2 separate regions of the Homo sapiens genome follow, and region 2 is linked to region 1. A link is a loop called in an ENCODE intact Hi-C map of the cell type or tissue named here. Cell type or tissue: breast epithelium. All regions are shown on one strand. Links, peaks and the distances in the headings refer to the core of each region. The heading gives the core; the rest is flanking DNA.

Region 1 (5,383 bases), core at 290-5,289:
GAAATCTTAACAACAGAAAATTTTCTTACAGTTCCGAAGGCTGGAAGTCCCAGATCAAGGTGCTGGCAGGGTTGGGTCCTCTGAGGCCTCTCTTTTTGGTTTGCAGAGGGTCACCCACCTGCTACCTCCTCACACAGTCATTGCTCTGTGCACTGGTGTCTGTCCTGGTGTCTTTGTGTGTTCCAATCTCTTCTTAGGACACCGGTCATATTGGATTAGAACACACCCTAACAGCCTCATTTTAACTTAATTACCTCTTTAAAGAGACTATTTTCAAATAGGACCTCCGGGTATCAGAGATTTTGGCACCTAGCTTTCCATTTAGTCTTCTTGGTTCCCATATCCATTTATATTTTAATCTATTAATTTCTTATTATCTTGTCAGCTTTTCTATGTTTGAGTAATGTATCCTTGCATAGTATCAGTATCATAAACAACATTCTACTGAATTTTATATAGTAAGCAACATGTGAACATTTTGTTACTTTTGTAAAAGTGTTTTCCCACTATACTTATGTTTTTCTTTCTTTTTTTTTTTTTTTTTTTTTTTTTTAGAGACGGAGTCTCGCTCTGTCGCCCAGGCTGGGGTGCGATGGCGCGATCTCGGCTCACTGCAACCTCCGCCTCCCGGGTTCAGGTGATGCGCCTGCCTCAGCCTCCCAAGTAGCTGGAATCACAGGCGTCCACCACCAGCTAAATTTTTTTGTATTTTTAGTAGAGACGAGGTTTCAGCAGGTTGGCCAGGCTGGTCTCAAACTCCTGACCTCGGGTGATCCTGAGAGGTGACAACATGCTAGCAGCCCTCGGGCGCCTCCTCGGCCTCGGTGTCTGCTCTGGCCACGCTCAAGGAGCCCTTCAGCCCGCAGCTGCACTGTGAGGGCCCCTCTCTGGGGCTGGCCGAGGCCAAAGCCGGCTCCCTCTACTGGCGGGAAAGTGTGAAGAGAGAGACGCGGGCTGGAGCTGGGGCTGCGCACACCGCTCGCGGGCCGGCACGGGTTCTGGGTGGGCGCAGGCTCGGCGGGCTTCGCGAGCCCTGCACTCGGCGCCGCCGGCTGGCGCCTGCTGGGCTTGATTGGAGGCTGGGTCCCGTGCATGAATCGCCCTTCCTTCTTCGCGCGGTCGTTGGCCACGATGGCGGCTCTCCGTCTTTCTCGCTTTCCCTCTTTTCCTCTTGGTTGTCCGGGAGGAGCTTCCTCTGGGCTGCCGGACTGCCCAGGCTGGGTGCCCCAAACTCCCTGCAGCGAGCTCCAGTCAGAGGTGAAGCTCGCTGGGCTTCTGAGACGGGTTCGCAGTTGGAGAACTTTTCTGTCTCGCTAAAAAATTGTAAATGCACCCATCAGCACTCTGTGTCTAGCTAATGGGGCGGGGACTTGGAGAACTTTTGTGTCTAGCTAAAGGATTGTAAATGCACCAATCAGCACTCTGTGTCTAGCTAAAGGTTTGTAAACTCACCAATCAGCACTCTGTCAAAATGGACCAATCAGCTCTCTGTCAAATGGACCAATCAGCAGGATGTGGGTGGGGCCAGATAAGGGAATAAAAGCAAGCCACCAGCCCCAACAGTAACAACGTACTGTAGTTCCCTTCCGTGCCGTGGTAGGTTTGTTGTTTTGCTTTTTACAATGAATCTTGTTGTTGCTCAGTTTCCATTCGTATTTCCTTCATGAACTGTAACACTCACAGGGAAAGTCAGCAGCTTCACTTCTAGAGCCAGCAAGACTGTGAACCCACTGGGAGGGATGAACAATTCTGCCACCTTTATGAACTGTAACACTCATTGCAAAGGTTTGCAGCCTCACTTCTGAGGCCTGCAAGACCACAAACCCAGTAGAAGGTAGGAACAACTCCAGACATGCTGCATTTGAGAGCTGTAACACTCAATGCTGAAGGTCTGCAGTTTCATTCCTGAAGTCAGTGAGACCACGAACCCACCAGAAGGAAGAAACTCTGGACACATCTGAACAGCCGAAGGAACAAACTCTAGGCACACCATGTTTAAGAACTGTGACACCACCAGGGTGTGCAGCTTCATTCTTGAGGTCAACATAAACCAAGAATCCACCAATTCCAGATACAGTTCACCCATCTTGGCCTCCGAAAGTAATGGGATTACAGGCGTGAGTCACCACACCTGGCCTACTTCTGTTTTTCTTTAGTTTTTCAACACAGATGGAATGATGAAGACTAGCAAGGCTTTGAGCACTGAGTGCAGAGATGGTCACAAAGTGGAAGTTCATTCAAATTTGTTGAATAAATATAAGTTCTTTGTTGTTATATGGTCAGATATGCTGTTGCTTTCCCTTGTGAATCGTCCTGTTTCTGGCATCCAAAAATTGAGGGTTATTCCTGTCATTTATACATTAAATGGAAGATATGCTGGAGTAAACAAATCAGTCAATATTTCTAAAATGTATGGTATTACAAATGTAGGTAAAGTTAATACCAACCTTAATTTTACTTATTTTTTGTGGAGATGGAGTCCAGCTATGTTGCCCAGGCTAGTCTCGAACTCCTGGCCTCCCACCTCCTCCCAAAGTGCTGGGATTACAGGCATGAGCCACTGCACCTGGTAAAACCTTAACTTTATTCAGTCAACCTGATTAAATTATGCTCCAGACCTCTGATGATATTCTGACCTCATGAAATGTGATTAACACCTTGGATTATGTTTTTCTGTGTTTCTAAAGTAAGTTAATCATGTTGAGAGACATGCCTGTATTCTCCCCCAAGGCAATTTGCTTATTAAAAACATTTTTCTGAGCCATTTCCAAGAACTTGAACCTTGGAGACATCAAACCAGTCTCAGGACATAACTTGACAAAGGAATTCGCTTCTCAGGGTCCTCTGCCTCCCCTCAATTTCTGTAATTCTTTTCACGCTTTCCATTTGTAATGCCTAGGGATCGAGGGGGAACAGGAAATCTCCGTCTTCCTAACAATGGCAGCACTCACAGGATGAGGTCCTTCTCTTCCAAAGGTCCCGGGAGCACACTCCTCATTTGGTGAGGTGCCTATTTATATCAATGACCTTCCCCACTTGCAGAACTTGAACAGCTGCACAATATATATAACGAAATGGAAAGTAACATGACACGTGTTTCAAAGAGAACACAGGGAAAGGGATATGTATCCAACGTTCCTTCCAGCTCTCAAAGCCTGTGCTTCCTTGAGTCAATATCATAAAAATAACAAGGGAGCCACCCTGGAGCATGACTGAGAAGGCTGTTTTAGAGAACATAATTTTGACTCTCTAAAGGCCAAGCCTGAAAGAAAGAAGAAAATGTTTAAGAAAGGAGAGGGGGGCTGCTAATAGCTCTTAATGAGTGATAGAGTTACGCTCTTTTAAAATCTGAAACAGGCCATCTTCAAAGGCACCAATCATTTCACTCAATGTATTTGAAAATAATTATAGATTTATTTCTTGGTACCCTTGAGATACAGAATCATGTTTGTATGACTTTGTATCTGCAGGGCCTATCTAAGGCAGGGCCTTATACACAATAGTCACTCAATTCATGTGTCTTAATGAATTAGGACAATCTCAAGAGTGACAGAGGCTCTGTGTGTGTGTGTGTGTATGTGCACGCACATGCATATACCACTAATTCTAAGGAATCAACATCTATGGTACCTGCTGTATACCATATAATCCACATTTATGGTATACCACATTGCTCAAGGAATTGAGGCTTTTGAGGAGATGCCACAGGTGGAGTATAAAACTATTCTAAACTGTAATTTTTTTTTTTGAGACGGAGTCTCGCTTTTGTTGCCCAGGCTGGAGTGCAATAGCGCGATCTCGGCTCACTGCAGCCTCCGCCTCCTGGGTTCAAGAGATTCTCCTTCCTCAGCCTCCCAAGTAGCTGGGATTACAGGCATACGCCACCACACCTAATTTTTCTATTTTTAGTAGAGACAGGGTTTCTCCAGGTTGGCCAGTCTGGTCTCAAACTCCCAACCTCAGGTGATCCACCTTCCTCAGCATCCCAAAGTGCTGGGATTACAGGCATGAGCCACTGCGCCCAGCCTAAAGTTTAATTTTTTTTTATTTTTTTTTTTTGAGACAGAGTCTTGCTCTGTCGCCCGGGCTGGAGTGCAGTGGCGCGATCTCGGCTCACTGTGAGCTTCGCCTCCTGGGTTCATGCCATTTTCCTGCCTCAGCCTCCTGAGTAGCTGGGACTACAGGCGCCCACCACCACGCCCGGCTAATTTTTTGTATTTTTTTAGTAGAGACAGGGTTTCACCATGTTAGCCAGGATGGTCTCGATCTCCCGACCTCGTGATCCACCTGCCTGGGCCTCCCAGAGTGCTGGGATTACGGGCGTGAGCCACCGCGCCCAGCCTTAAGTACTATTTTAAAATATTTTTGTGATGACTAACAACTACATTTATGACTTCTTGTAGAACAATGGATTCGGCAGCTTATCTCAGAGGTAATTATGCCCTCTTTTGCAATATTCACCATAGCTGAGCAATGGAGATTATTCCTAGCTAAATGATGGAATGGTTGTTGACACTGCTTCCATTTGATGTTTTGTTTTGTTTTTCTTGTAACTGAGTCTCGCTCTGTAGTCCAGGCTGGAGTACAGTGGTGCGATCTCCACTCACTGCAAGCTCTGCCTCCTAGGTTCACGCCATTCTCCTGCCTCAGCCTCCTTAGTAGCTGGGACTACAGGCTCCTGCCACCACGCCTGGCTAATTTTTTGTATTTTTTAGTAGAGATGGGGTTTCACCGTGTTAGCCAGGATGGTCTTGATCTCCTGACCTCGTGATGCGCCCGCCTCGGCCTCCCAAAGTGCTGGGATTACAGGCGTGAGCCACCGCGCCCGGCCTAAAGTATAATTTTTTTGAAAGTCAAATTAACTCTCCTTCCACATCCACAAAAGACCAAAAAGCAGAGGCCCTGTCAGCCTAAGGAGTCTTCATCTTCTTACTCACCCTCATCTTCCCCATTGTGCATCTCCATTAATTTGGAAGCAAGTATTGTGCTGCTTACTCAGATTGCTACAGTTGCTAGCTGCAGCCCTGGAAGCCACAGTCCTACGCTTTCATTATCCTTGTCTCAGAAGCACACTTCCTCTTTCTAACAGCATAGTGGGAAAACAGCAATGTTGTTTTCCAGTTACTCACTTGTCAAGGCTGCTCAATAGAAAGCACAAGGAGCATACAAACACATGAATGTGTTCAAATAATTTGGAAACAGGTTTTTCTTTTACTATAGGGAGAACATGGAGACTTCTTTCTGTCACACCCCACCCAATTTTACCCACTAGCTATTTTCAGGGATATAAAGTTAGCTTTACTACTTCTTTTTTCCCTGAAAAAAAGAGGTTTTGAATGGGAGAATAGGAAAGTCGTTTTACTAAGATTAAGTGAAATCCTGG
Region 2 (5,383 bases), core at 112-5,111, 720 kb after region 1:
TTTCAAAAGTTATATTAATGTCTGATCCAACATGGATTCATATTCAACTTAGGGAAACAAACTAGCAGATTATAAATTTCCAAAGGGCTCATCTAAGTTTCACATGGTGCTGAGAATAGTAATCACTCCTTTTCTCAGAGACTTCAACCCTCCTATATATCCAGAGTAAGAAAGCTGTGAGTATCAAAAATAGATGTTCTACAGCCCCAAGGGGTCAGCCATGTCTCCACTCCTAATGCACTCAGTGGCTGCTTTACCTACCCTGATTTGACCTGTTCTATTATCTAGTTTTCCAGCACACACAGCAGATACGACAGCTAACAAGCAGGGCTGTGAGACAGGGTGGCAGCCGAACGGTGTCTCCTGGCAGCCCAATACTGTGACAAGAGGTGAAAGCTGAGGGCAACCCAAGCCCCTTTCACCATGTGGAAAATAATGGATGCTCATGATGACATCCAGCAGCCTCTGGCTCTGCTACGACAGTGAAGAAATACAGCAAAACAGTGCAGGACCAGTGTTTGAAGGAATAAGCTCCAGTGATCTGAAAAATTAACTTCTATTAAAATACTCATGGAAGGGAAGACATAAGCAGCAGGTTGAGTTAGAAGAAAATTTTTTGTTGGATTAGGATTTATTTTAGATAAAGATTCTAGACAATTTCAATGATTTAGGATTAAGCTTGCTTGGTTTCTGTTTTAGTGTTTTGACCAAAAGGGTGTAATTACATGTAGTTTTCGTCCCAGTCTCTATTACATGGTCCAGGTCAAGAAAACAGGAGTGACCAACAGAAGAAAACATACTCCAATGAGGCACGAAATGAAAAGGTGCAACTGGGTATGCCCAAATCAGCAGGCCTCAAACCTGTCATGAAACATGTCTAAAAAAAAAATACAAGGTAAATTAGCATTCCTAGCATCTTCACCTTCACTTCTCCCCCACTTACCAAAAATGAAAGGTGGGAAGGAGAGAGGATAGGAAGAACACTTTTTTCTTTTACAATCATCAAGGAGAACAATCATTTTCATTAGTGTTTCTATACACAAAATCTTTCTCTGCTTGAGACATTAAAAAGAAAATTTTGGTCTGGGCCTTTTGGTTAGCTTCCTACTTTTCTGGAATACCATTCCAAGGACAATGAATATCCTTTCAAAGCTGAGACCTTATTCTTTTCATCAATTTACAAAACTACCTATTCACTCTACTTTCATGTAAAAGTAATATGCGGCTGGGTGCGGTGGCTCACGCCTGTAATCCCAGCACTTTGGGAGGCCGAGGTGGGTGGATTACCTGAGGTCCGGAGTTCGAGACCAGCCTGGCCATCATGGTGAAACCCTGTCTCTACTAAAAATACAAAAATTAGCTGGGCCTGGGGGCGTGCACCTGTAATCCCAGCTACCCAGGAGGCTGAGGCAGGAGAATCTCTGGAACCAGGGAGGAAGAGGCTTCAGTGAGCCGAGATTGCACCACTGCACTCCAGCCTGGGTGATAGGGCAGGACTATGTCTCAAAAAAAAAAAAAAAAAAGTAATATGCATTGCTTAGAATAAACATTGTAAATTGAAAGTGAACTGCAAATAAGTTTGCCCTTAAAGGGTCATATCCTCCAAGATAAATGCTATCTTAAGGTACTGGAAAAATTCCACTGCAATCCTGAGGCCTACTAGGCAAATGGAACCAATGGAAACAATGAAAAATACATAAATGACACCTTTCCCAAAGATATTCAGAGAAGGATTACTGCAGCAAGACACACTAATGTTAGTGTAGTTCAGAGTAGGGGGTCCCATAATCAAACATGTTTTTTAATGCCTGCCTCTATAAGCCCCCAACTTAAAAATTCCCAAAGCATGGTAGCATATCAAGTGCACTGAGAAGTTGTGCAGTAAATAAACTGATTTAACTTTATTTTACTGCAGAGACATTCTTCCCTGCATGGCAAACATTAGCATCCAGTTCAAGGGAACACACTTCAAGGAAAGCTGACAAATCTCAAGTAACAATAACCAGCTAATACAGAAAAATAGACTCACAGTCTTCACTTTATGAAGGAGGAAAAACATACTCAGAGACCTACTTTTAAAAATGTCAGAGGACCATAACAATGATGCCAGTAACCCCTTAGTACAATCTTTCCAGAAAGTTTTTCTACATTTGAAAATAAATGCAAACAGCTGAGCTTTTTATTCGCACTTTGATCATTTCCATTGGGGTATTTTAAAATGAGACAATGGGTGTGCCCCTTCACTGACTCCCTCAGTGAGGACACAATAGAACAGAACATCTGCCAATAACTGATGAGAATCAAGGTGGGGAGAGAGGAAGGGAGGAGAATGCCCTTGGAAAGCCAAGAGTGGGAAGAACAAAAACTCTTGGTGTCGTCCTGTGCTCTGAAGACTAGCCTGCTTCTGGTTAAACCACTTGGGCTCTTGGCTGGCCCCAATCTACCTAAAGCTCCAAAGCTTCCCCCAGTAGAAGTTTTGTTTTTTGCTTATAGACATTTCACTTTTCCTGCAAGTCCTATTAGTTGAGTGACTAAAAAATCTGCAGAGTTTACTTATAGAAGTACTTTTATTGATTAATCCAAAGAGAAACTTAAGCTTTTAAATCAGGTAAAAAGGGGCATCAAACACAATACATTGAACTTTTAATTAACAACACTGGAAGCATTTTTGGGCCCACAACAATTTAACTCACTTCAAGTCCAATTTAACTTATTTCAAGTCACTAGAAGGAGTGACCCCAGGGGAGGGCTCATCGACAAGATCCTGCAGACACAGGGCTTTAACTCCAGACCCAGGAGACTCAGGTCAACAGCTAACAGCCCCTGCAAAAGTCCATCACAGTCCATTCTCTAGAAGGTCTCCAGAAATGAGAACATCTAGTATTTCCACTAAGGAAAGCCAACAATTTGGAAATTCCCAACCCCCAACTCAAGGGATCTGTGGCAAGGTGACTTGAGGAGTTTGGAGTCCATGTTGTTTTCCAAACACCAGTGAAGAAACAAACCTGGAGGATGGAAAAATAAACCATGGTACTCCATACAATGCAACAGTTTACAGCAGTGGAAGGACATTAACCACAGTTTCACACATCAATGTGGATGAATCTGAAAAAAATAATGTTGAAAGAAGAAAGCAAGCCCGTGAATAATATATTCAACATGATTCTATTACATTAATTCACCAAAAAGGGCAAAACTAAAAATATATTGCTTGGGGATAAATAGTTAAATGAAAAACTTAAAAAAAAAAAAAAAAGAAAGAAATGATAACCATAAAAATCAGGAAAGTGAGGTTATTTAGAAGGACACTCCTTTGGGTCCACTCTTCTAAAACATGGGTTATCTGTGTTTTCAGCTAGATAGAGGGTATGTGGATATTCATTTCTATTATTATTCTTTAATTGTACATATTTCTTCTTTTTTTAATTAAAAAAAAATAGAGATGGGGTCTCACTACATTGCCTAGGCTGGTCTCAAACTCCTGGGCTCAAGCGATCCTCTTGCCTCAGCCTCCCAAAGTGCTGGGATTACAGGTGTGAGCCACCACACCCAGCCTGCACATATGTTTTACGTATGTTTTATCACCTTCATATATATTCCACAATTTTAAGAAGTAAGCAAGGCCAGGCATGGTGGTTCACGCCTCTAATCACAGCACTTTGGGAGGCTGAGGCAGGTGGATCACTTGAGCTCAGAAGTTCAAGACCAGCCTGGGCAACATGGCGAAACCCTGTCTCTACAAAAAAATTACAAAAATTAGCCAGGCATGGTCGCAGGTGCCTGTATTCCCAGTTACTCAGGAGGCTGAGGCAGGAGAATCGCTTGAGCCACAGAAGTGGAGACTGCAGTGAGCCAAGATTGTGCCACTGTACCCCAGCCTAGGCGATGGGATTGAAACACTGTCCCTAAATAAATAAATAAATAAATAAATAAATAAATAACAATAAAATAAAAATAAAAAGTAAGCAGTGATTCTCTCCAAATATAAAAATTTAAAAATAAAGTAGATGAGTCAGGAGACTTCAATTAGGAGAGATTAATCAACTACGGGAAGGTCAAGAATGCCCCCGGAATTCAGTAAGTCTTCACAATTAAAACAGGAAATTCCATTACATCTTCCCTGTTCCAAAGACCTGGAGGCTGCCAGGCATGAATCCCTGGGTTTGGTTTTTTTTTTTTGGTGGTTGGTAGCTTAGTTTTCTTCATGTTTGCGGAAAGATAATATATGGTTATTGGGGTGACCCTCTTCACAATTACTGCATTAAGAAACATACATTTTCAAATGACACTTAAGATAAATGAGAAGGGCCAGTAAAAAGGGAGCAGACCAAAATCTTTCACGAGCTGCATGCCAAGAATCACATAAAAGCTTTTTAGCCCTTTCTCAATTTCCTCTAAGTCTTCAATCACCTTTTCACCAGTGTCTGAGCTAAGAATATACTAGACATCTTCATTTCTTATCTCAGATGTCAGTGAGGGCACAACTCTTAAAAACCTTTCCCTAAGATTCAACTAGCTTAGCAGCCCAGGAGAATAATAACCAGTATTTACATGATCAGCCCTCTCAGGTCAGGCCCAGTCCTCAATCCTGTTGTATCTTCAGCACCCACTTCAATATCCGACACATGGAAGAGCTAAAAAATCTTTTACTTTAAGATATGACTCTCATATAACATGTTCACAGGTTAAAAATACATATGTACAAGACTCTAGAATTTTAAAATTATTTTTAAAACTTTAAAAAAATTATCAGGATCACTGAATAAATATATGTTAAAACTGTGAGATATCTGAGCAGAGATGATATTTCTAAGCATGTATTTCAGAAACCATTTGTTCACGTGCTCAAAAAAGCCACTTACACAGATTCCAGCAGGACCCATACTTGATCTGCAATATTTTCCTGACACTAATTACAATACTAGTTAGAGCTGGTGACAATAGACATTTTAGGGATTTTTCTGAACAATCTCTAGTCGTGGACTTGAAATAAGTTAAATTGCTATGGGCCCAATGATACTCTCAATGTTGTTACTTAAAAGTTCAATGTATTAGTGTGTTTGATGTCCCTTTTTTTCTGATGTAAAAGCTTCTCTTTGAATTAATCAATAAAAGTGCTTCTATAAGTAAACTGCAGATTTTTTAGTCACTCAACTAATAGGACTCGCAGGAAAAATGAAATGTCTATAAGCAAAAAACAAAACTTCTACTGGGGGAAGCACCTCTTAAAGCTTACATTTATATTGCACTAAATATTCTTTTTTTGCCCAATTCTTCCTTACAAATGCAACAGAACAAGGACAAAGAGTTATAGGAAGGACGGCATGATAAGCCGAGAAGTGGATGAGAAGGGGCAAGACAGAGAAAAACGAAAGTTAAAAGA

What was found. Hi-C counts contacts between places; a loop is a spot of excess contacts. Peaks named below come from ENCODE experiments on the same cell type or tissue, not always from the same donor. Only the 100,000 strongest peaks of a DNase experiment are listed, where the experiment ranks them.
Region 2: a loop joins it to region 1, with 21 times the contacts of the local background. A loop is called at or near these places in 1 of 110 quality-filtered maps.

The regions. Positions count from the first base shown.
Region 1 is chr6:17,199,670-17,205,052 of GRCh38, forward strand. No RefSeq gene overlaps it. Among named protein-coding and RNA genes, the nearest start is that of RBM24, 79 kb to the right of the region's middle. In breast epithelium, for the core only: no CTCF peak of the experiment used is centred there; no DNase peak of the experiment used is centred there; H3K27me3 peaks cover 548 bases.
Region 2 is chr6:17,919,369-17,924,751 of GRCh38, forward strand. The region is part of intron 2 of KIF13A (kinesin family member 13A); the gene reads right to left. Among named protein-coding and RNA genes, the nearest start is that of KIF13A, 66 kb to the right of the region's middle. In breast epithelium, for the core only: no CTCF peak of the experiment used is centred there; no DNase peak of the experiment used is centred there; H3K27ac peaks cover 1,478 bases.